Regions from separate parts of the Homo sapiens genome. Here region 1 is linked to region 2. A link is a loop called in an ENCODE intact Hi-C map of the cell type or tissue named here. Cell type or tissue: CD4-positive, alpha-beta T cell. All regions are shown on one strand. Links, peaks and the distances in the headings refer to the core of each region. The heading gives the core; the rest is flanking DNA. Region 1 overlaps ADIPOR2 (adiponectin receptor 2). Region 2 overlaps CACNA1C (calcium voltage-gated channel subunit alpha1 C).

What was found. A loop is a pair of places that touch in the nucleus more often than their neighbours do. Peaks named below come from ENCODE experiments on the same cell type or tissue, not always from the same donor. Only the 100,000 strongest peaks of a DNase experiment are listed, where the experiment ranks them.
Region 1: a loop joins it to region 2, with 4 times the contacts of the local background. A loop is called at or near these places in 3 of 110 quality-filtered maps.

What each region holds. Positions count from the first base shown.
Region 1 is chr12:1,782,009-1,793,359 of GRCh38, reverse strand. It overlaps ADIPOR2 (adiponectin receptor 2), which reads right to left. Exons shown (of 8, transcript NM_024551.3): 7 at 9,287-9,480; 8 at 4,686-7,416. The coding sequence ends at 7,288. It overlaps CACNA2D4 (calcium voltage-gated channel auxiliary subunit alpha2delta 4), which reads left to right. Exons shown (of 38, transcript NM_172364.5): 38 at 1-1,397. Among named protein-coding and RNA genes, the nearest start is that of LRTM2, 33 kb to the left of the region's middle. In CD4-positive, alpha-beta T cell, for the core only: CTCF peaks have their summits at 1,876 and 2,075 (motif pointing right); DNase peaks (open chromatin) are centred at 1,569 and 2,059; H3K27ac peaks cover 607 bases.
Region 2 is chr12:2,687,584-2,699,891 of GRCh38, reverse strand. CACNA1C (calcium voltage-gated channel subunit alpha1 C) reads right to left here. Exons shown (of 47, transcript NM_000719.7): 46 at 11,113-11,445; 47 at 1,942-8,992. The coding sequence ends at 8,693. It overlaps CACNA1C-AS1 (CACNA1C antisense RNA 1), which reads left to right and starts at 8,735. Exons shown (of 4, transcript NR_045725.1): 1 at 8,735-8,823; 2 at 8,913-9,085; 3 at 9,682-9,752. RefSeq lists a silencer at 8,006-8,275. In CD4-positive, alpha-beta T cell, for the core only: CTCF peaks have their summits at 6,013 and 6,217; DNase peaks (open chromatin) are centred at 6,421, 7,531 and 8,001; H3K4me3 peaks cover 975 bases; H3K27ac peaks cover 863 bases.

The DNA.
Region 1 (11,351 bases), core at 46-5,045, 900 kb after region 2:
TCAGCTTGGACCAAGACAAAATAATTTAGTTCTTCCTGTACTCCAGAGTCCAGACCCAGCCAAGAAAGGGTCAGTTGTTTCTGACCCTTTCTGTCGGAGTGGTCTCTGGTAGAACCCAAGGACTTCTGGGTACTGAGAAGCAGCAGCAGAATGAGGCCAAATGCAGAGATGAGGCTAAGGCAAGAATATGCCCCAACTAAAGCATAGATTCCCCAAAGTGAGGCTCATGGTGGGAGGCCACTCACCTTCCTAGCTGCTGCTCGAAAAGGTTTTGACTGTGTTGGGGTGGGGGTTGGGTAAGGGAATGGTCAAGACTGAGAAAGGAATGAAATCCATTCAGGAAATATCGACAGGGCTACACGTGATGTCCCCAAACTGCTGCTATTGAAGAACTTCCCAAAACTTCTTTACAAAGCCCTAAAGGAAAGTTTGCATCTATGAAAAGCCAATAGGCTGAGACATCCAATTGCTGCATGGAAATTGATGTACATTCAGGGGACGGCAAAAATAGCTGTAAAATAGTGAAAAAGAGCAGTGGTTGTGCTCTTTTCTGGCCAATGATTTACAAAAGAATCTACTTGACTCTGTCCCTGGAGTGAAATCCTTAGGGTTGGAACTTGTGGGAACATTCCAACTTGCTAAGCAGGGTCCACTGGGAGGGAAGCTCTATCTGGGAACTCACCCCCAGCGCACACACATCTCCCCCAGGGTCCCAAGGCCCCGCAGCTTCCTCCCCCGACCAAACCCCAAGACCTGGATCCCAGGAGACAACAGTCTCCACAGTGAGAGCAACATTAAGGGCAAAGCCATGGAGAAATGTGGGAGAGGCCGGCCTCAAATCTTTCCATTTAACAAACCCCAGTGATGGGTATGGACAGCATGCAGGGCTTTTGGGGCGCTTCCCCCCGCTCCTCCATCACCCTCAGCCTCCACACTTCAAAGTTCAAGTTCAAAGCTGTTCAAGTTTCCTACCAGCAAATAGCCCTAACTTGCCTCTAGAGTAGGCCAAATGCCAACTCTGTAAAACACACTTACATTATCGGTTACAGAATGTCACTCTTACCGTCATGTCTTGCAACAACCCTGTGAGGGCAGTATTAATGCCCCCTTACAGCAGAAGACACTGCAGCTCGAAGACAGCTTAAGTGGCAGAATAATGCTAGAACAGCTAAGGTTTACATGTACCAAATAACATGTTTCAGCTCATTCCATCCTCACAACAGCCCCCTGAAAGTGGGTACTATCATTAGTCCCATGTTATAGAAACTGCAGCAGAGTTGAAAATTGCCTCCAAATTACCGGAAGAGTGTATGAAGATTGAATGTGATGTATTCACGTAACATGCTTGAAACTGCCTGGCATATACTAAACGCTAAATAAATACATGCTAACTGCGATCATTACATTACCTTGTTTCATGGAGGTGGGGACAAAGAAATTACAATTTAGATGCCAGGAACAATAAGGTGTTCAACAGGCCCAGCAGGGTTAAGAAAGCAGCAAGGAGCCCTTTCTAGCCCCTGGGCTGCCATCACTGAGTGTCCCAACCATGTGTCACGAGGCACCACCTGTGCGGCACACAGCAGGGTGAGCACTAACTCTCGCCCTGCCACTTCCTGCCAAGGCCGTGGCCGCCCACCTGCCGTTCATTCTTTGGCATTAAGGCACATTCTGACCTCCAACTGCATTTGACCCCAACTACCAACTCACAGACACCAAACAGCAGTCTCTGTAGGACCATAACCCAGTGTTATCTTTTGGAAGGGTTATCATCCCCACCCAAACAGGTAGAGCACTTTCAGGCAAATTTATCAACTCTTAAAAAGCCAAGCTTAGGAAGCTGGAGCAGCTTCTGGCCTGGTTTTGTCTGCTTCCTCTGGGCCCCATATCTCTGCATGGCCGAGGGGAATCCCTTTCAAGACCATTGGAAGGAAAAACCATTTCTGATAAACTAACCTTCTCTACCTTGGAGAACAAAATATTCTCATAAGCTTTGCCTTTGAAGGTCAGAACGATTCCTCTTCTACTTTTAGCAGAACCACTAAAGGACAGCAGGTGGCAGCCTGGCTCACTCTAAAGCCCATCACCTGCTCTCGGACGCATGAACTTGGAACCTAAGTCATTTGATAAATTAGAATGCAGAATTTTGAAATCTTATGTTGTACACCACCTTTGGAGGACCAGGAACTTAAGGATGCTGTCAGATCTTCCTTCCTCAGTACCAAGGATATGTGAACTACTAAATCCACATAATAATGTTGTGTATTTTAATAGAAGAGCTTTCAGGGAAAATGCTTCAACCACTTCATTAAGCTCAGTGAAGTTGTGGTTCGGGGGCGGCGGGGAGGCAAGAAAGTGGGCATATCATAAGGCCAGAAAAGTAAATGAAGTCCACAAAAGGACGGAATTGGAGCGAGGGTTTGGCAGAAAACCCAGCCAATCACTATGGGAAGTTTGAGGAAATTATCTATAGAAACCACAGCATCTCAGCGTGGGCTCTAGAGGATGTATCGTTGGCCTCATTTTAACAGAACACCGAGGCTAGACAAGCAAACGGCCACTTGCCCATGCTACATGGCAAATGGCACAACTGAGATCTGAAGCTACCCTTTTCATTTCCAGGTAGTGTAGCAGGGTAGGGACGGTGGGACAGTAGGATGGCGGTGACAAGAGGCCATCGCACGTGACGCTTCCTTCCTGCCCCATGCCATCATAAGCAGCCTCTACATGAGTGAGACAGGCTGCCCTTGTTTCACCAAGTCAAACAGCTGAAGGCAGAAAAGATTTGTACATTAGATAGGGTGTTGGTGGTGGGTAGGGAGCAGTGCTGGCTAGCAAATGGTTCATGCCCTCTGAGGGGAAGACAAAATGAAACACTACAATTGAAGCCAAATATTCAAGAAGATGTTGTTTCTGGGATGATTTTAAAGTAACATTGCCCAGAGGGTTCTCTAGGCACCCAGAGCCTAGCACGCTGTACAGTCAGAATCCAAACTTGTCCTTATCTACTTCCTCTACAACCACATAACATCACCTGGGTATCAGGAACCATACAGACACTTTTTTTTTTTTTGGGAGATGGAGTCTCGCTCTGTCACCCAGGCTGGAGTGCAGTGGTATGGTCTCAGCTCACTGCAACCTCCACCTCCCAGGTTCAAGCGAGTCTCCTGCCTCAGCCTCCCAAGTAGCTGGATTACAGGTGCCTCCACCACACCCAGCTAATTTTTTGTATTTATAGTAGAGACGGGGTTTCACCATTTTGGCCAAGGTGGTCTCGAACTCCTGACCTTGTGATCCGCCCACCTCGGCCTTCCAAAGTGCTGGCATTACAGGCGTCAGCCACCATGCCCGGCTCAGATGCCTTTTGGGAAGAGACGAGGAAAAGACAAGTGGGTTATTAGTAGGCTTCAGCTAATACTGTTTGTCAAAAGCAGGGAATGATCCAATGTCTATGCCCAGGTAAGGTATGGGACACTCTAAAGTTAAATCTATACTTAAAAATGAGAATTCAGAATGAACATATTATCCTGATACTGGAAATGCCCTTCCAAAAACTAAATTTACCTAAGGCAAAAGGGTTGGAATTCCGTTTTTTTTTTTTTTATTTCAAACACCAACTCGAACCAGATCCTCTTCTTATATAGAAGGGACTAGGTTAATGAACCCCAAAACCTTTAAGTCAATGTATATGACACTGTTTAATCAGAATAACAAATACAGAAAGGTTTTCTTAAATTTTCTCTTCACTCTTTTCTCCAATACAGTGCTGGCACTAGAGTCATTCTTAAACTTCCTAAGCTTCAGTTTCCCCATCTATAAAATGAGAGTGAAAATACTCCTGAATGGCTCAGAGGGTTGTGATTATGATCATATGACATCGACAGTTCTCTAACACATCCCTTGGCATCAAGTGTTACATTAGAGACTATTTTTTTTTTTCTCAGACAACATGACTTTATTACTGGAAACCAACTAAGAAAAAATTATGATTAGGAGGAGAAAACAGCAAATGGTCGGGGTAAAAAACCAATATTCAGCAATCAGTAGCTTTCACCAATCAAAAGAACTTTTAGAAGATATAATTGAAGACAAAATCCTATTTATAATAGCAAACAACAGCAAAAGCAAGGAATGAACTTAGTCAATGTGCACTGCCTGTAGGAGATGGCCTCGTGATCCGCCCGCCTTGGCCTCCCAAAGTGCTGGGATTACAGGAGTGAGCCACCGTGCCCAAAAAAATAAATTTTGTAATGTTTCACTTAACAAAAGAGATACATTCTGAGAAATGTATCATTAAGTGATTTCATAATTAGTTGATTTCGTTGTCACGCAAACATCATAGAATGCACTTACACAAACCTAGATGGTACAGCCTACTACACACCCAGGCTTTATGGTAGAGCCTATTGCCCTTGGCATTAGAGACTATTTTTATAAACTTCAATAATAAATAAGAACTGCCCCTTAGAGCTGCTCTCCCCTCCATTCTAAACCTGGTGCAACTTACGAGGAAAGCTTGAGTTAGGAAACAGGAGTTGGGCATAAGCACTTTGATTTCTGCATCCCGAAGGGGAAGTTTCCAAAAATTTCTTAAATCACAGTGTCTAAATTAGAGCTTCAGAGAAGTGCCAAAAGCCAAGGGGAGGTAAGCTGAACGGCAATAAAAAAACACACGACAGGTCATATTTCATTTGGTTCTTTTTATTAGAAACTGAGAATACAGCAAGTAGGGAAATCCCACATCAATGGAACCATCACACAGATGCCTTTCTGGAACCCCAACCTTCTATGATCCCCAAAAATGTGCTTTGTGGCTTTAGCATAATTTATAAAGGGGAAGAGGGAAAATACTGAAAAAGGCCACTATTTAATGGTGAAAGAATGAAGCTGTAGAGGTCCCAACCAGCCTAGGGCCAAAAAAGAAAATTAAAAATCTGCACAGAGCAAGCAAGCCTCTGACTGCTGAGAGTAAGGCATTCAGGCGCCAACCTGGTGAGAGTTCTCAGCGAGCACTGTCAGGTCAAGTGCACATGAGGCTGTTGGTAGTGAGCTGCACGTAGACACACACATAGAAATGGGCACATGCCCACATACACACCCGAAAAAGGGAGATTTTACTGGATTACACATCAGTGATGTTAATTTCATTTTTCCTAAGGGTTTGTGCTATGTTGAACCAGATCCTTCCAGCTTTGGGGTGTGGGTGACTGCACCCAGAGGCTGCTACTTCTGTTGGTGTTGTGACAGGGCTGCACCTATACGCTGTATCCCAAAGTGCATGACCGAAGAGCAAGTCTGGCTTCTGATACGTGCTGTTGCTCCCAAGAAACTAAGTGGGCTTCTGTCCAAATGGCCACTGTCCTGCTGGACTATGCTTTCTCAAAGGGATTAATACTGTTCTTTATTCTGTCAGGCACTGCACCAGTTCATCCACTGAGTCTTTTGCTCGGTCCACCTAGCACCTAGGACAGTGACCTTATCCAGAACCAAAACGTTCAAGTTCTTCTCAACTTCTACACTGGATTCTTTCTTCCTAGATCCCACCTTTTGCTGGAGATTGCAAGGGCAAGGGAGGAAAATAACTGAGAAAACTCTATTGAATAAATAGGAGACCCTTCCCATATTCCCAAACACCTACTGAGGACGCCAGTCCCCATGCTCAGGACCTCCATATTTAGTTCTAATACCCACAACCCCAGGATATAATGGAGTCATCCCAAGTCTTTGATGACAGTAACCTAAGACTCGAGCACTATTTTGGTGGTTCACCTATGGGCCAAGATCAGAATTCCATGAACCAGATCCTTTCCCCACCACTTTCTCTGACACCGTATCAGGTAGGCCTGTGACATGAGCCATCGTCTTGTACCTCACTCCCTGGCAATAACATACCATTGTATTTAAAATGCCACACCACTCTTATCCCTGTAAAGTGAGGTTCAGTGAGTGCTGACAACTCCGTACTACAACTGGCTTTAAGAGTTCTGCTGGCTTTCTTATTCAAGGAGAGCCGAGGTGTCTGTCACATCCAGGCTTACCAAGACAGTGTACCAGAGGTAAAACTCATCTTTCCTAATCCAAAGGAAGGGTCTACCAATCTATGTAGATGAGCTCAGGAGAAACCTGGACACGTCAGAATCTCATTTGTGGCTGGCTCCCATGCCAAGAACTATGTCAGAGAAAGGTCCATTTCTATTCCCTCAAGGAGGAAGTGTAGTTAGGGCAGTGATTTTTAATAGAGGGAAATTTAGAGAGTGTTCCAGAGCTCCACAGCAAGGATATGGAAAACTGTCCCATCCCTCTAATAAGACTTCCCATAAAAGTGAGCGGGATGCCAGGAAGTAATCAGATCAGCCCATGCTAATGTTTCTAGAGCTCCTCCATGGCCTCCAGCACCCCTTTACCAGCTGCTAGGAGTGTGTCAGTCTCTCAAATGACAATGACACCCTAACTAGAGCCTTTATCTAACATCCTGTCACCCACTCATGTGCTGCTTCCACTGAGAAAACACATACCACTCCCCTCTACCTCAGGCCTCCCAAAGGGAGTGGTCATGTCACCACTGGGCTAGGGCTATACTCTCTGCCCCATTAGGGTCCAAGGTATGTCAGCCTTTAGAAGGCATCTTGGTGCACCAAGACACTGTACATTCCGGGGCTATCACCTGATCCTACAGTCACTTTTTGTGCAAAATTCAAACAGTGTGTGGTACTTGCATGTTTCATTCTATACAAAAATTCTCCCTCCCTCCCTTACCCCTATGTTTTAAACATTTATATAAAGTCTTATTTAAACAGTTAGAAATCTTATTTACATTAATTTCTTTGTTCTCCCAAAAGAGCATTTAAAATCACACTCCCACCCCTTATCGGATATAAATGTTCACTTAAATTGGTTTGTATTATTGTCATAGAGAGAGAGAAAGGGAGAAGAAAGAACCACCAGCTAAACTGTTTCGCCATCTTCTACAAATAAATATGATATGGATCAGAAGCCAGTTTGCCAAGGGTCTTGCAGAGCCCGCAATCAGTAGATCCCAAGAATAAGCCAGGGTTTGGGCTATGTCTCCTTTTCTCCCAATTGATGCACTCCATCCTTTGAGGTATGATTTATTTTTGTTTTTCTCTTCTCAGTCATGTACCACGCAGAGCCACTGGGCCGTCACAAAGCCCACGAGGCTGTCAAAGTTTTGGGGCTCCTCTGGTACTGGCATCAGTAGCCAGCAGGGAGGCCCGCAAGTGCCGCAGGCCCTGGTTTAGGGTCATAGTCCCTGGAGACTGGTAGGTATCACAGTGCATCCTCTTCACTGCAGCCCCCGCCGATCATGAAACGAAACTCCTGGAGGTTTGAGACACCATGGAAGTGAACAAAAGCTCCAGCAACCACAAAGATATGAAACAGCTGATGAGAGTGAAACTGGAGGGGAAAAAAGAAGAGAAGGGGGTAGAGAAACCCATACATTATTAAGACTGCTAAAGATTCTTAGGATCGTTTAATCCTGGTTTATGCTGAGCAGAAGGCAGGGAATGGATGTGACAGAGCTCAAATTCAAGGCGTCCACAGATCCTGGAACATCCATTAGGTGTAACACATTCTGCTGAGCTGAAAGCCAGCTGTTCCCAAAGAAACCAAGGTGCTGCCACTAAGCTCTACACATAAAAATCTACAAACTTAACACTGAAACCAGTGGCAAATGACACACAGACTCTCTTGCTAAAGTGGCAAATGACACACAGACTCTCTTGCTAACAGGCCACAAAGGTCCCAAGGATCCCTTGACACCTAGCCATGGGCTATGATTACACATACAGTCCTTTTCCTACTCACTGCTGATGGACATTTTGTCATGGACAAGAGGACTAGAGCTATGGTCATTTAAATGTTGCTCTCTGTTAGAAAAACTAAAGAGGCTTCCAGGATGGTGTGTGGAATGTCACAACATATGGTCCCCAGAGTTTCCTTCAGTGCTACGATTCTCAAATTTCATGAACTACATAATGTGTCAAAAACTAAGCAAACAGGCCCTTTTACTTCTCAAGTCAGAAGCTGGTCTACAAGCAAGTGACATTATTTCTGATTTTACCTGTTCTGTTGAATGCTATTCCACATCTCAAGAAGGGTAATCAATTGCTCGCTGCACTTCAAAAATTACACTATTCTGTCATTATAATCTCAAAATGAAAAAGTACAGTGGCAAAGCAGTATTTATCAAGAGAAAAACACTGATTTTAGAAGCAAAAACTAGAAGAAATCAAGTCACATCCCAAGAGATGTTTCCTAGGAAACCAAAGGGGATTAATTTCCCCCAAAGAAAGGGGATAAAGGGCAAAAACCCCTCCATACCAATGTTAAAATGATGATGATGAATCAGAAAGATAAATTAGCTAATTTGAAGCTAGAAAGATTGCTTAAGTTCAAGATCATCTTCATTTTACAGATAGCTAAACTAAACTTTAAAGAGATGAGATCATCAGGTTAGTCTATAATAATCAGCAATAGGCTGAGGAACAGAATTACAAAGGTCAGATTTCACATTAAGCGTATTTCCAATGTTGTCTTGTTGAAAATATTTCAGGCCCTCTTTGGTTATAAGTTTTTCTATCTATATCAGTCCTTATATTTTCTTTTCCCTCTTCTCTTTCCTCCTCTCTTACCAATGACCACAATCCAGTTCAATCCAGTTCCCTCTTCTTCACAATCCCTCTTCTTCCACCAGACATACATACACTCAGTCTCCCATTACAAATCACTAAATTTCGGTATAAAAAAAGACCCTGATAGAAATCTGGTCCTAAAAAGGGCTCTGGTGAAAATCTGGTCTATCATCCTCATTTCATAAATAAGGAAACTGAGACAAAGAATGGCAAAATGACTTGCCATTGTCAAAAAGAGCACAGATTCTGATATTAAAACTAGCCTAATTCAAATTCCTGTTCTACCACTTAAATAGCCACATGGCTTGGACAAGTGGCCTCACCTCCCTAAGCCTTAGTCTCCTGCTTTGTAAAATGAAGACATTAACAAGAGTTATCATACCACATAGGGCTAATGTATGTAATGAGGTAATCCGTGCAAAGCACTCTGTACCATGCTGAGCACCAAGGAAGTGCTCACTAAATGTTAGTTATTATTGTACTTATTGTCCAGAGAAAGCTCAATAGGGAGTTAGGACCAGGATACAACTCTCCTGACTTTGTGTCTAAAACTTTTTCTATTGCATCACTCTGCAGGATGCCAATAACTCATGAGCAGATACCTACACACTCAGTCACCCCGACATACTTACCCAGATGTCACATTTGCCAGGGAAAAAGCGTTCGGGGATCCGGGCAGCATACAGGGCAGCTCCTGTGATGTAGAGGCTGGCCATCAGCATCAACCAGCCTATCTGCCCTATGGTGGCGGCCTTAAGGAACCCCTCCGAGATGACATAGTGCAAGGTAGGAATGATTCCACTCAGGCCTAGGCCCAAAAACACTCCTAGGAGTCACAAGAAGAGAGTAAAGTAATGCAGAAGAGAAACAAAGAGCCAGAAGTCAGTATTACAGCACAGCACCATTAACTCTGTAAACTGAATATTTCAAAGTAGCATATAAAATTAGCTTCCAGTTTTAAAGGAAAAAGAAGGTTCTTCAAACTCTGGGACACTGTCACACAAGACAACACAGCTATGTTCTAAAGATTTACAAATGCAAGGAGCCAGCCGGGTGCAGTGGCTCACACCTGTAATCCCAGCACTTTGGGACCAGCCTGGCTAACAGGGTGAAACCCCATTTCTACTAAACATCCAAAAAGTAGCCAGGCGTGGTAGCGCACTCCTGTAATCCCAGCTACTCGGGAGGCTGAGGCAGGAGAATCACCTGAAGCCGGGGGCAGAGGCTGCAGTGAGCCGAGATCACGCCATTGCACCCCAGCTTGGGCAACAGGAGTGAAACTCCGTCTCAAAAAAAAAAAAAAAAAGCAATGAGCCTCACTAAGAGAGGCTTAGCTTAGTAAGTCAGCAGTCTTCAAGGGTTTTGAATTAATGTTGCTAAATGTTTTCGGAAAGGACAGCTCCAGGAGTTTATTTAAACTGTCCTAGCCTGTCCTTCTACAGACACAGGTTACAATACAAGCAATTTTACGTATCCCATCTTCTCTTTGAAGCAGCAGGCGTTGTTGGGGTGGAGAGGCGATGAATGATCACATCACCTGGCATCACCTATTTTTAATAGGAATCTAAGGCTGGGCGCAGTGGCTCAGCTCACACCTGTAATCCCAGCACTTTGGGAGGCCGAGGCAGGCAGATCACTTGAGGTCAGGAGCCAAGATGGCACCACTGCACTCCAGCCTGGGCTACAAAGCAAGACTCCATCTCAAAAAAAAAAAAAAAAAAAAAAAAAAGAAAGAAAGAAAGAAAAAGAAAAGAAAAGAAAAAAGAAGAAAAAATTTAATCTAAATCTATAACCTATAACTGGGCACTTAAAAATTGTTAAATGCCTTTAACAAATGACCTAATGGGGGTGGGGGATGGGAGAGAATACTATAAGCTCCCAGACCCCTAAATAGCAATCAAGTACAAAAGTCTAGCAAATCACTCAGCCACAGCCCTACTGCCTTACTGCCTCCAGAAGCATCTAATGTTTTTTTAAACTTCTGGATATGACCTAAGTTCTAAGATCAATTAAATGAGTCTCAACCAGCATTTTTTTAAATGAACTAGAATAAAATTTAAAATATCAGACTGTAACATACGTGGAGGATTAAATACTATTTTGTTAAAGTTTTGTAATTTATATATACATGAACTTATGTATAGATACACGTGTTCAGGACTGTAATAGAAAATGTCATGATGGAAAAAAAAATGTGAAGTCCACTGATCTAAATCCACTTTGAAACCCGTGTATCAGCCAAAGCAACACAGGAGCTCCCTGCCTCTGCCAGTAACTGCTCCTACATTTTGACACAGAGTTAACAATGACCCTTGCAAAACAAGCTGTCATTTGGTAAGCTTTCTCAACAGATAAAGAACCTATTACTTGCTTTGGACATTACCAAATAAACTGCTGGTATACAGCAATATATGTAAGCACAGCTATGGGATGCATACTCACAAATAAAATGGACATCTAAAAGAGAAGAGGAAAATGGCAATGCTGCTCTCACAACAGGTAAGAACCAAGCAGACCTAAAGAAAAACTATTTCCTACCTCTGCTCCTCTAAGGAAAGATTTGCTAGACTTTTGCACTATTCACTTTTTCTTTTCCTCTACATGCTAAGCAAAGGCTGCTAATGGTTTCTGCCTATCATTCTCTAAGTCAAAGGCTCAGGAATTTGGTTCTTCTGATGTATGTAAATAACAGAATGC
Region 2 (12,308 bases), core at 3,155-8,154:
GTGCTAGCAATGAGCGAGACTCCGTGGGCGTAGGACCCTCTGAGCCAGGTGCGGGATATAATCTCCTGGTGCGCCGTTTTTTAAGCCCCATGGAAAAGCGCAGTATTAGGGTGGGAGTGACCTGATTTTCCAGGTGCCGTCTGTCACCCCTTTCTTTGACTAGGAAAGGGAATTCCCTGACCCGTTGCGCTTCCCAGGTGAGGCGATGCCTCGCCCTGCTTTGGCTTGCGCAGGGTGCGCTGCACCCACTGTCCTGCACCTACTGTCTGGCACTTCCCAGTGAGATGAACCTGGTACCTCAGTTGGAAATGCAGAAATCACCCGTCTTCTGCGTCGCTCATGCTGGGAGCTGTAGACCAGAGCTGTTCCTATTCGGCCATCTTGGCTCCTCCCCTAGTTTTTTTTTTTTAAACATCTTTAAGAGAGTTGTTTTAAACTCTTTGTCGAGTAGATCTGCCATCAGGTCTTTTCTAGGAGCAGTTCCTGTTAATTTATTTATTTTTCCTTCGAATGGGCCACACTTTCCTGTTTCTTTCTTTGCCTTGTGACTTTTTGTTGAAAACTGGACATTTGAATCTAAGAATGTGATAACCCTGAAAATCAGAGTTTCCTCCTTCCTTAGGGTTTGGTGGTGGTGTTTTTGTCTTTTTTAGGCCACTCAAGCATCGGCATGAGGTGTAAACTTCAGGTCTTCTTAGGTGTTTTCTGAGCCTGTTTCTTTCCCAGGGTATGTGCAGTCACTTTCTAATTTTCCTTGTATATGCAGTTGCTTTTGAGTGTCTTAGTCTTTAATGTCTGTCTCCCAAAGAAGGAAAAAGAGAAAAGTGAAGGGGGAAGAAGGGTGCTGGTTCTTCAAATTATCTGGAATCACTTCAGCTAGTGGTGGAGGGGCTTGCAGCAGTGGGGAGAGGTGCAACAAAAGTAGCTGCCCACCTCTGTGTTTGCACCTCTGTGATTAGAAGCAGCAATAAGTATCCTGAACAAAGATCCCTGAAATTTGAAGAACAGGATATTTTTAGCCCACTCTGGCCTCTACACGCTGTGTGCAAGGTGCTATTGGACAAGTGCTCAGCTGCCTGTATTATGAGATAAATAGTACTTTCTCATAATAATAATAGGTTCTGCTGGTACTATTTCCACCCAAGGAAGTCACACTGGTTATCTCTTCATGCCTGTCTATGCAGTGCTCACCCTTCCAGGAGTAGAAAGTGGGCTAGGGGAGGAGAGTGGGTTAGCTGCTACTGTACTAAGAGCTGAAATTGACCAAAATCAACCTTGATTTACTGTCCAAGCCTCCCCCTGAAAGTTGCAAACCTTCATTAGACTCCAGAGTTTCAAAATATTAATAGTTAAACAAAACAGATTCTGCCAGTGTATTTGTTGTCTATCGGGGAGGATTCTTGGTGCTCCTTACTCTGCCATCTTCCCAGAATCCTCTGGGACAAATTATTTTTACTTAAGGGGTTATTCTGAAAGGTTTATCGAAATCAGATTAAGTTATAATAACAAAAAAAAAGAAAAGCAATCTTACATTTGTATAGTCCTCATAGTACTTTATATATTATCATATCTCCCCCTCCTTTCTTCTCTCCTACATTCCATCCCTCTTCCCTTCTGTCCTTTCAAAACCAATTTCAGAGACTGCTTTTCCTGTCTAATCCATGTGAATTAGCCATTTAATTCCTCTGATTTTGTCTCCTTTTTAACTTTTGGCCATTTTTCTGTCAACTCTTTCATGAGAAGGAAGAAATAGGGGATGGGTTAACTGCTGAATGGACTTAGGTATTATCATTGGATTCATATTTCCTGTGTTCTCTCCAGTCTTCTTCCTTTTGGGGATCCCAGACAGTTGAGATAACTGAGTGAAGTTTGTATTTGTGACCTCTAGGAAACAGGAGAAAGGAAGAAATAAGGAAGAGGGAAGATACAATGAAGTCAATGTAGACATTGTTAAGAAATTTATTTGCAATTCTTATTTTTTGTGTTTTTTGTTTGTTTTTTAAATAACATCATTCCTTAGATAAAAATGCAATCTTACAGGAATATACAATAGTGTCTCACACAGAGATGACCCTGAAGCTCTCCTTGAAGGGTTGCCCCTTCTAGATTCCCTGGCCTTTCTCGAGGGTGAGAAGGCCCATCAGGCGAGGCCTCTGACAATGGGATTATTTGAGGATTACAAACTGTACAATGATATTTACAACAGTAAGACTGTGAAGTCGTGGAGCCTGGAGGGGAGGGTGTGGGGGTGTGTAGGGGTGTGGGGAATGGTGACAACGGAGGCACTGCCCATCTTTCTGTGCCTCTCTGATAACAGGCATGATACAGATTGGTTTGGGGGATGAAGGTGGGTTTGAGCTGGAGGACATGAGGGAAGGGGAGATTAGAGGAGCTTTATCTGGAGCGTTTCACAGGAGGAAAGTTTTGCATGGTAGCTCTGGTGGATTAAAATAAAACAGCAATATTATGAGAGTAATAGACCTTTCAGTGCTTCACCAACGGGGAATCTGTCGCCCTATTTCTTAATGAATGTGCGTGTTTTGCCATGGGTTATTCTCATCCACTACCATCACAGACTTGTCCAGACATGCTCATCTCTGTTTCCCATGGCCTCACTCCCACGAGGCTTGGGGGAACAGCATGCATTCTGGCCAGGACAGGACATGGCAATGGGGTGGTATATAACCTGGCTGGGATTCAAGAGATGGATTTCAGGTGTGGGTATGGGCTGCAGCTGGATGCATAGGTGGCCTGAGGCAGGAAAAGAGAAGGTGCGCACAGCTTTGGGATGCTGGAGACACCTCCTGAAGGGGATCTTTCTGCACAGGACTGTGTGTTTACAAATCATCTTCCCTTGATGTACAAGTTCTTTCCTTTTCCCCTTTTAAACATTGGTGTAGTTTCTCCATATTGGGAAGTCTTGGGGTTGGGGGCTATGTCCAGGACCCAGTGACCCACCCTCTTTTGCTTCTCTTGTGACTCTACAGGAGAGACTTCTCTTTTCTCCTGGCCAATGGCCAGGAGAGGTTTCTTCAAGGGGGTCCCTGAAACCTGCAGCCTCAGGTTCCTTGGCAAGGGAGCCACTGCTTGGCCTGGTGCCTGCTCACCTTTTTTTCCTTATTCCCTTGGTAATAAACTTGAGATCTCTAAGATTTCCACAATGGGAATTCTCCAGACCCAAACAGTGAATAAGAATCATTCTGTCCATTTCTGCATTTCCTCACATAGAAATGACCCTCTCTTAAAACTTACAAACTCTTCCACCCAGAGCTTTTTTTTTTTTTTTTTGGATAATGACCTTGGTTTGAGGTGCATGAGTGAATTTTAGAAATGAATGTACAATGTATGTCTGATTCACACCAGGGGAAGTGGCACAGTGCCCTTTCTGGGATCCCTACAAAGTCAAATTCCTTAGATCCTGAGAAGTGGAGTGCATGGGATGCCCTGAAAAGGTGGGGGTGTCCCTGTGTAGCAGCCAGTAACTGATCTGAAGGGAGAGGACTTGGCTCTGGTGATGTAACATTTCAAGCCTCTGTGTAATTACCTAGTCTTAGTCTTTTCTTCCTCATTCTTAGTAGAGACGTGGGGAACTTTCATGAAAAATGCTAATTCTGACTCCTCTCAGCGTGCAACAGATTTGTTACACTTCATCCACTCAGCTGCAAGATCTAGAGTGCTTTCAGAGGTGACTGGAAGAGTTCTCTAATACCCTACAAAGACCATGGATCTTTGCCACTTCAGGTGCTGTGGCTCAAACCTCTTAAAGTCATCCCAGGAAAAAGTGTTGATTGTAGTATTCTCTCAATGTATGTAAATAGAATTTATGTCATAATAATAGTAGGTTCTGATGGTACTACTTCCATCCAAGGGAGTCACTCTACTGCACCCTCCTTGTCTGTGTATACAGTGCTCACCCTTGCAGGAGCAGGAAAGTCCCTCATCTAGAGCTCAACCCCAGCCCTTGTGCCTTAACGGTGTGTGTCTGTGTAGTGAGGGGGGTTGTTCAAGCATCCCCCGTCAATGTAGAGATGTGGCAGAAACCCGTTCACCTGTTGTATTGGTATCTGGCTCCAGAAAGAAAAGTTTCATTGCTTTGACATAAGAATAAATTGATGAATGAAGTTAAACCCAGAAGAGGCTTCACAAAGAGGTCGTGTAAGCATCTGCCCATGGGACTCCCTTCCACGCACCGTCTTTCTCACTAGGTGTTGGGGAGGACAGGGAGCTGGGGCTGGGGAGGGCAGTGGGAAGAGGGAGCTTTGCTTAGGGACAGGGAAAGGTGCCCCATTCCTGACAGTTGTAGGACTTTTCTTTCCCTCCTGTCTTCCCCCTCAACCTCCTCAAATCGTAGCCTCTGGAGAACCTGGACTCTGGCGGCTGAGGGCCTCCCTGGGAGTGAGGTTTGGGCTTCCCCGCCTGTCTTTGCACAGCAGCCTGTGTCAGGTGGCACCTGGACAGCCTGAGGGGAGGGACATCAGCAGAGGGGGGACAGGGTGGCAGACACCCCCACATCCCACCAGGTAGGCTGATGTGGCTGGAACAACACCCCCAGATGGAATGAGTACTCTTCTCACCTTCCCAAATAGATCCTTGAGATGTCAGCGGCTCCACCACACTGGTCACTGTGGGTGGGTAAGCTGAACACATCCTTCCATGAACTGGGAAGAGGCACAGAGGGAGTCAAAATATGCCCTTTTCTTGCCTCCATTCTCCTCCCAGTCCTCTCTGTGCTGACATTTGCCCCAGAGGCAGGTCTTCTTTAAAATATGGAAACGGCCCAGACTCCATCAGCAAGTATTTGCCTCCCCTGGGGTTTAAAGAGGTCTTCTGGGAGTCAGCAGGCCCTTTTTGTGGCCTCTTTGCTGAATTGTTTCTAATCCTTGACAATGATATTTCAATTCTTGGCCTCTAGGGATGGAGATGCCATCATCCTCCTTTACCACCTTTCCCACGATGAGGCTAAAAACCCCGATGACCAGGGTTCCACTCTATCCCTGACCTACATTCGTGTTTTCTTTCTTTGCCTTTAGGAGTGGTGGCTGTGTATCTTCAGGACTCCATAAAGTAGCCACCATCTTTTGGGTGACTTCCAAAGTCCTCATTTTCTAGGTGTCACTGTTGCTCAGGAGATGAACTTGGGCATGGAAAGGTCTGCTTCTCCTGAGGTTGCCCCACTGTCTTCAGCTGCATGGGCAGGAGACATGCTGGGTGGAGAAAAGCTGGGAGAAAGTAACGGGTAGCTTCACTCCAGACAAGCACCTGGAATTTGGAACTGGGAAATAGAATGAGAGACATTGCCTTGTTCCTTTGAGTGGATTTCCCAGTGAGAGTGAGGCCTATTGGATTAAGAAGAAGGAAAGGGGTTATAACTAGTACCTTCTGAATCAAAGCTGGGAAAAATTCTCCAAGGTCTGGAAATGAAAGAGGCAGGGCTGGTCGGAGGACAAGAATTAAGTTGACCAAACTGCAGACCTTAAACTGTTGTTTCTTCAAGTCCCTTGGGCCCTTAGCCCCTGACTGTTTTCTCCTGACACTTGGGGGCTGTCAGGAGGGGTATGGAAGATGTGACAATTATGTTTTACAAGGTCATGGGGAAAATTCCATTTTAGGTGGAGAGTAGACATCACTTGGAAGATTGTGCTGTGGTTCATTGATGTCACTACTTGTGCCAGTCTGTTCTGATGACAGGCATCATACGCCAGTCTTATTCTAGTGGATCAGAAGGTCAAGCTAGGATAGTCCTCCTGCCCTAGACAGGGAACGCCTGTGTGTACCTCCTGGTAGAAATCTTGGGAACTTTTCAAAGGATGATACCTAAACTCAATTTCTAGAGGACCTTGATGGCAGTGAAAAGGAATCAAGAAAGTTTGGATGACTTGGGTGTGGATATCCATAAAGAAACTCTGTTTCTAGACTGTGTTAACCGGGGAGTATTGAGTACATTTCTCCACTTTGTCATGAATCAGTCCAGCAAGCTGTCATAGAGGAATGGACTGTCCCTTATTGTAATTTCTAGCTTACTTATATATGTGCCAAGAGGGGCTCAGGGAACACTAGGACTGGAAGAGATTTAATGGGTCAATTCTGGGTGAATGGTTGGGTCCTGTTTTCCCCAAAGCAGTCCCTTTTCAGCCACCACTGTTGACATACATTTGAAGGACACAGCACCAAAAGAGTGATGTTCTAGGGAGATATAAGTGAGCATTAGAGATGCCCCCACAAAAATCTGTTCCCACCCCCACTGTGAGCTCCGGATGCCTCTTCCCTTGTCCTGGCCCCCTCCCCGGCAGCCCAAACATTAGGGCAAGCCTGAAGGAAAGGCTGCTCCAGAGTGAGGAAGGGATGGAGAAAGGAGCACGCAGAGTTGACTTTCAGATGGATCAGGGTTTCACCAGTTCCTTTCTCGAGCCCCTGCTGTCCTTGTTGGGTAGAGCAACAAGAATCCGGAAGTGAGGATGCCCCTCCCTCCAAGCAGCCTGACTTTAATTTTATCCTCCCGGTTAGTGTACACTTTCCTAAGGAAGCCAAAGAGAAAATTCCGTGTGGTGGAAGGGAAGGGAAAGCCAGCTACCTCTTCCATGGGGGATGCGGATGACGGCCCAGTGACTGAGGGCTCATCAGAACGCCTCCCTGCACCTCACAGTGAAGGGCTGTTCTTGGAGAAGTACCAAATCAGATGACCAGAGCAGAGTGGACAGAGTGAAGACTGGAATAAAATAGGTCCTGGTCTCTCACAGCAAGAGGCGGTACAAACATACCCAGCAAACGATTTTGGAAAAATTGAGGGAAATGTAAGCAAACACAAGATATGCAAAACAGTAATGTCCAAACCTGTTTGTGGAGAGCAGAATAATGACTACACTGGTGATACCTTTGCTCATTGTGCAAACTAAAGAAAACTTGTTCCCTTTCCCCCAACCACATATAGAAAAGCACTTGAGTTCAAAGGTAAAGCTTGTCACACTCCAAATACAAAATGATTTACTTTACATGCAGCAAAATATACAAGAAGTGAATCCGAAAACCAACTTAATTCAATTCATTATATTCGCTTGGCACAATTGCAATTCAGTTTTAAAAAAATATTTGAAAAATACTGAAACTGACCTGAATTCAAGTATAACGGTTTCTTCAACAGAAACATTATCAATGCAATAAAACATTACACGGAATATATTGAAGCAAAATGCCTTCTTGTGTTTTTCCCTTAAATTTCTGTCTTTTTTTAAAATACAGTTTTAATGCCAACACAACTCACAATTGTATTTTTAAATGAATATTATTGCATTGTTTTTGCATATCTTGTGGGACAGAAAATGCAAAGAGTTACTGATTCCCGTTTCAGAAGCAGAGACAGTGGTTTGTTTTTGCTTTCAAACGGCCCCAGATTCAGATCTTCCCACAGCTAAACCAGAAAGGGGGGACTGCGTAGTCACTGGTGTGCACGGGCACATGGTGTGGGTGCATATACACGGGCAGGACATATGCACACAGACAACCCACCACACACACACGCGTCGCACACACTCGGAGACTCTCTCGCGCATGCTCCTCTCTCCCAAACCCACCTGTACACCCAGCATAAAAAGGAACCCAACTCTATCACCCACATGTGCAAGACCACATCAAGTGCATTGCCAGTTACCTTTCCATTAGATAACCGAACCAAACCAGAACAAAAATAGGTTACTACCTAAGGAAATGATAACAAATTATTGGGCATACACAATGGTTGGTAAAACTCTCCTGCAGCGGCTTCTATTGAACCTCCGTGGAAAAAGGAAACCACAACCGTTTAAATAATACAAGAAAACCAAACCCGATGTACATTGGCAAAAGTGAAAACAGAAAGGTGAGGGGGCTACAGGACTTTGTAAACACTCTTCTTCCTCCCCTCCCGCTGGGAAAGCAAAATAAAACATTTAAAAAAAACCAAAACCGAAAAGAAACTGCAACATGCTGTCAAGAAAAGTGTCAAACCACAAAACAAAAGAGCGCTCAGCGGAAGCTCAGCACCACCTGGTTGGGCGGAGCCGGCGGCGCAGCTCCTCCCTCGCGCTGCCTGCGGGCCGGCGGCTGGCCGGGAGCTCGGCGTGGCCCGTGCCGGTCGGGGGATCCCGTCGCAGGTGGGCAGGGACGGAGTGAGCCGCACCACTGCCGGCCCGACGCCCATCCCCAGAGCTCCGCGCCCCTGGAGGCCTCCTCCTCCCTCTCCGGGCCGGGTTGGGGTCCTCCTGGAAGTCCTGCCCCGCTCCCTTCTCCAAATCCGCAGGGCCCTGGCTCTAGGGAGACAGCGAGGCTCGTACAGAATATGTGCAAATGGTTTCTACAAGCAGAGTCGAAAGACACCCGTTTGCTGTAGGGTCCTTTTGGTGAGGGCGCGCGGGAAGCCGGGGTGCTCTCCCCGCGGAGGCGCGGCCGGGCCCGGGGCCTGCGAGCTGGGAGAGGGCAGGCGCCTTCCTCGCGCCCCGGGACCCTCGCCGCCTCCTCTCCCCGCCTCTGCAGACGCAGCCGGGCGCCTTCCTCCCGGAGGGCGGCTCGCGCACCCAGGCTCCGCGTCTGGTCCCAACAGAAATGAATGAAGACGCTGTTCCGGTTAACTCCAGGTCACGAGAACAGTGAGGCACTTCTGAAACGAACCCATTAGGAACATTGAAACAAATAAAAAAAAGCCCGCATCTGGCAGCGCCCACTACAGGCTGCTGACGTAGACCCTGCTGTCCTGGAGCTCCTCCTCACTCGGTCGACCCCGCGCGCGCACACAGCCCGCGTCCTCTTCGCCCCCGGCTCGGTCCTGCCCCGCGTCCCTGCAGTTCACAAAGGGTAAGAGGGCGCCATTGGGGCTCTGTGGGGCGCCCCCGCTGAGGATGTTGTCGGCCGCGCTCTCCATCTCCTCTATGGTCATGTCGCAGGCGTCGGCCAGCTCCTGGGTGGTGACCTCGATGAACTTGGGATCTTGAGCAAACTGCCCCAGTCCTTCTGAAATCAAGACCTGAAGGAGCGGGGTGGGAGCCATGAAGAACCAAAGGAACATTACTCCTGGAGCCCAGCTCTTCCCTTGAGGGCTAGAGCGAGGGGGTATCTGGTAGGTCACTTGGGGAAGTGTGCGTGTGTGCACGTGTACGTGTGTGTGTTGGGAGGGGCACCCATGGGGAACAAGTGGAGATGGAGCATCTGCCAGAATTAGGGATGTGCAGGCCAGAGAAGTTTTGGCTGGGGTGGTCAAACACTGTCATCAAATATATGAAGACTTGCTTATGGCCCAGCACGGTGGCTCACACCTGTCACCCAGCACTTTGGGAAGCCCAGGCAGAAGGACTGCTTGAGCCCAGGAGTTCGAGACCAGGCCCAGGCAACACAGGGAAACTTCGTCTCTACAAAAAATTTAAGAATAATTAGCTGGGTGTGGTGATGCACACCTGTGATCTTAGCAAGGCCAGAGACTGAGGTGGGAGGATCATTTGACCCCAGCAGCGCCAGGCTGCACTGAGCTGTGATTGTACCACTACACTCCAGCCTGGGTGACAGAGCGAGACCCTGTCTCAAAAAACAACCAAAACAAAAACCAGAGAAGGTTTGGCTCTCAGAGGGGCCGGGGGGTTGCCCTGATGCTGTATCAGCAGATCCCAGCCTGCCTCTCTCCTTTCTGACACCCACTGAACCTTTATACTATTCTTTCAGAGAAACCATTCTCCCTGGTGAAACTGCTGAGACAGGCCCACTGCCCATTGCCTGCTGCTGCCTTTCCAGGGGTGAGGTATCTGTGCAAACACGGCGCATGCCCCTGCCTTGCTTCTGCTGGGAAGGGCCAGCAGGTGACCCTTAAGCTTCTCTGTCCTCCCTACCGGCTGCTTAGTGCCTGGCTATGGGAAAATCGGCTCCTGAGCCAGCGGGTCGGGGGAAGCTGAGTGCAGCCTGGCACTCGCTCCTTTCAGGCATCTGTTTGTCTTGCTCCTTGCCCACGCCACTCATTCTCTCCTTGCCCTGCTTAGTTTTTCTTTGGCACTCCTGACCTTCCTGATGTGTTATATATGTATGTGTTTATTATCTGTCTCTCCTCACCATGATGTGAGCTCATGAGAGCAGAAGCTCTGTTTCTCAGCTGTGTCCCTGTACCTAGAACAGGGCCTGCACATGGTAGGCGCTCAGGGAAGGTCTGTGAAATGAATGCAGGATGATCGAGGCCACAGGAATACCAGACTTTGAGAGGTAAACCTTGGAAGCCACCTGGTTTAACGCCCCACCTCCTGCACCACAGCCTGACGCCCGGATGAGCACAGTCTCTGCTTGGCTATGTCTGATGATGGGGGGCTCACTACCTTTCAGGCAAGCCCCTCTCATCTTGGAAGAGCTCATTTGGGAAGGTCTTCCCCATGTGAGCTGAAATCTGTCCGCTGGTGGGCTGAGCCTGCCACCCTTTCCCCATCCCACCCGTTGCAGGTGTGAGAGGTGTATCGCACCCTCCAAAGTCACCTCCTCTCCAGGTTTTCTTCCCGAATTCCCTGAAACGGTTCTCCTAGGAAATGGTTTCTAGGAACCTTGCCATCCTGGTCATCCTCTGTTGGGTTTGTTCCAGTGTGTCAAAGGTCCCTAATAATGTGGTGCCGGGATTGCACTAGATGCTCTGACCAGGCAGAGCACAGTGGGACTGAAAGCTCGCTTGTTCTAGGCTAGTGGCTCTCAACCTTGCTACACGTTAAAATCATCGAAGAGCTTTAACAATCATCAGTTAATCTGTCCCGGGTTTCCAAAGCTCCCCAGGTGATGCTCACGGGCAGTCAGGCCTGAGCACCTTGGATCTTGCCTGTCTGTGTATAAAGGCAGCCAGGCTCACATTTGCATGTCGAGCAGCTGCAGTATAAGGGATAAGTTGCTCAGTGGTTTCTGCCGCCCTCTGCAGTGGGCCCAGCCTCAAGAGAGCCCATAGCATCTTGTGCAGTCATGGCTTTCCGCACACGAGCCCTCCTGCAGCCCTGAGAGGGAGGGTCTTTCGGGCTCAGATATTGACTGCAATGAATTTGGCAAGAGCCAGGTGCTCCCTTCTCAGCCCCGCATGCCAAGTCCCCTTGTTGCCCGTGGCCTCTCCCCCCTGCCCATCTGCGAGTCACCTACCGCTTCCACCAGGCTGCTGGCACTGCCGTGGAACTGCCTCCCTGGGGCCCCAGCCTGGCTGGGCACCATGAGGGAGACGGGCCGGACTCTCCGGGCGGCGCTGCTGCCCCCGCCACCGGGGGTGGTCTCAGCCCAGGAGCCGCAGTGGATGGATGGGAAGCTGCTGTTGAGTTTCTCACTGGACTCGACCCCCTCAAGCCGCAGGGTGGGGACGGGCTGTGGGGGCCAGCCTCGGCTGCCAGGTGTGGCTGGTGGGGTGGCAAAAGGCCTAGGGAATGAGGCAGGGGAATGGCTTCTCTGGAGGAGGGGGCTCAGGCCTGCCACTGCCAATGCCTGCGGACACACAAGGAGTGTGAGTTAATAGGAGTGGCCGACCCCAAACAAGGCAGGCCCCTGCTTCTGAGCAAGCACTGCTTTGCAGCTGCTGTGTCCAGCTAGCTCCACCTGCCTGGTATTCCCATGCCATTATTTTCCCCTGTCGGTCCTATCTCAACCTGGCATGACTTTCAACTATCTCAAAATACATCTTAGGATCATCTGGGTCTGAAGTGATCTCTTTCTCCTGTAACTTCTGAAAGCTGGGATTGGGTGAAGTCGTGGTAACCTGCTTTTAGCCCTGGCCTGGTCACCTGTCAGCTGTGCATTCTCTCGCTCTTGGTTTTGTCCTCAATAGAATGGAGAGCAGGGTGAGGCCTGCATGTCTGTAAAGCCAGAAAACGAATGCTGTCTATCCATCTGCCCTGTGGGGCTGGTGTGAGGCTCAAGCGCAATGAGGTCTGTGAAGAAGCGCTGTGCACCTCACAAAGAGTTGGGAAAACCAGTATTTGTGGTTTTAGTTCTCACAGTTAATGGGGCCATTCATAATGCCCTGCCAGTCTCTAGCTCAGGTTGTCTTTGAGCCATTGTTAAATCCGGTGCTGTATTGTGATTAAAAGATTCAGGGCTGGGAGCAGTGGCTCATGCCTGTAATCCCAGGACTTTGGGAGGCCAAGGCGGGCAGATCACCTGAGGTCGGGAGTTCAAGACCAGCCTGACCAACACGGAGTAACCCAGTCTCTACTACAAATGCAAAATTAGCCAGGCATGGTGGTGCATGCCTGTAATCCCAGCTACTTGGGAGGCTGAGGCAGGAGAATCACTTGAACCCGGGAGGTGGAGGTTGTGGTGAGCCGAGATCGTGCCATTGCACTCCAGCC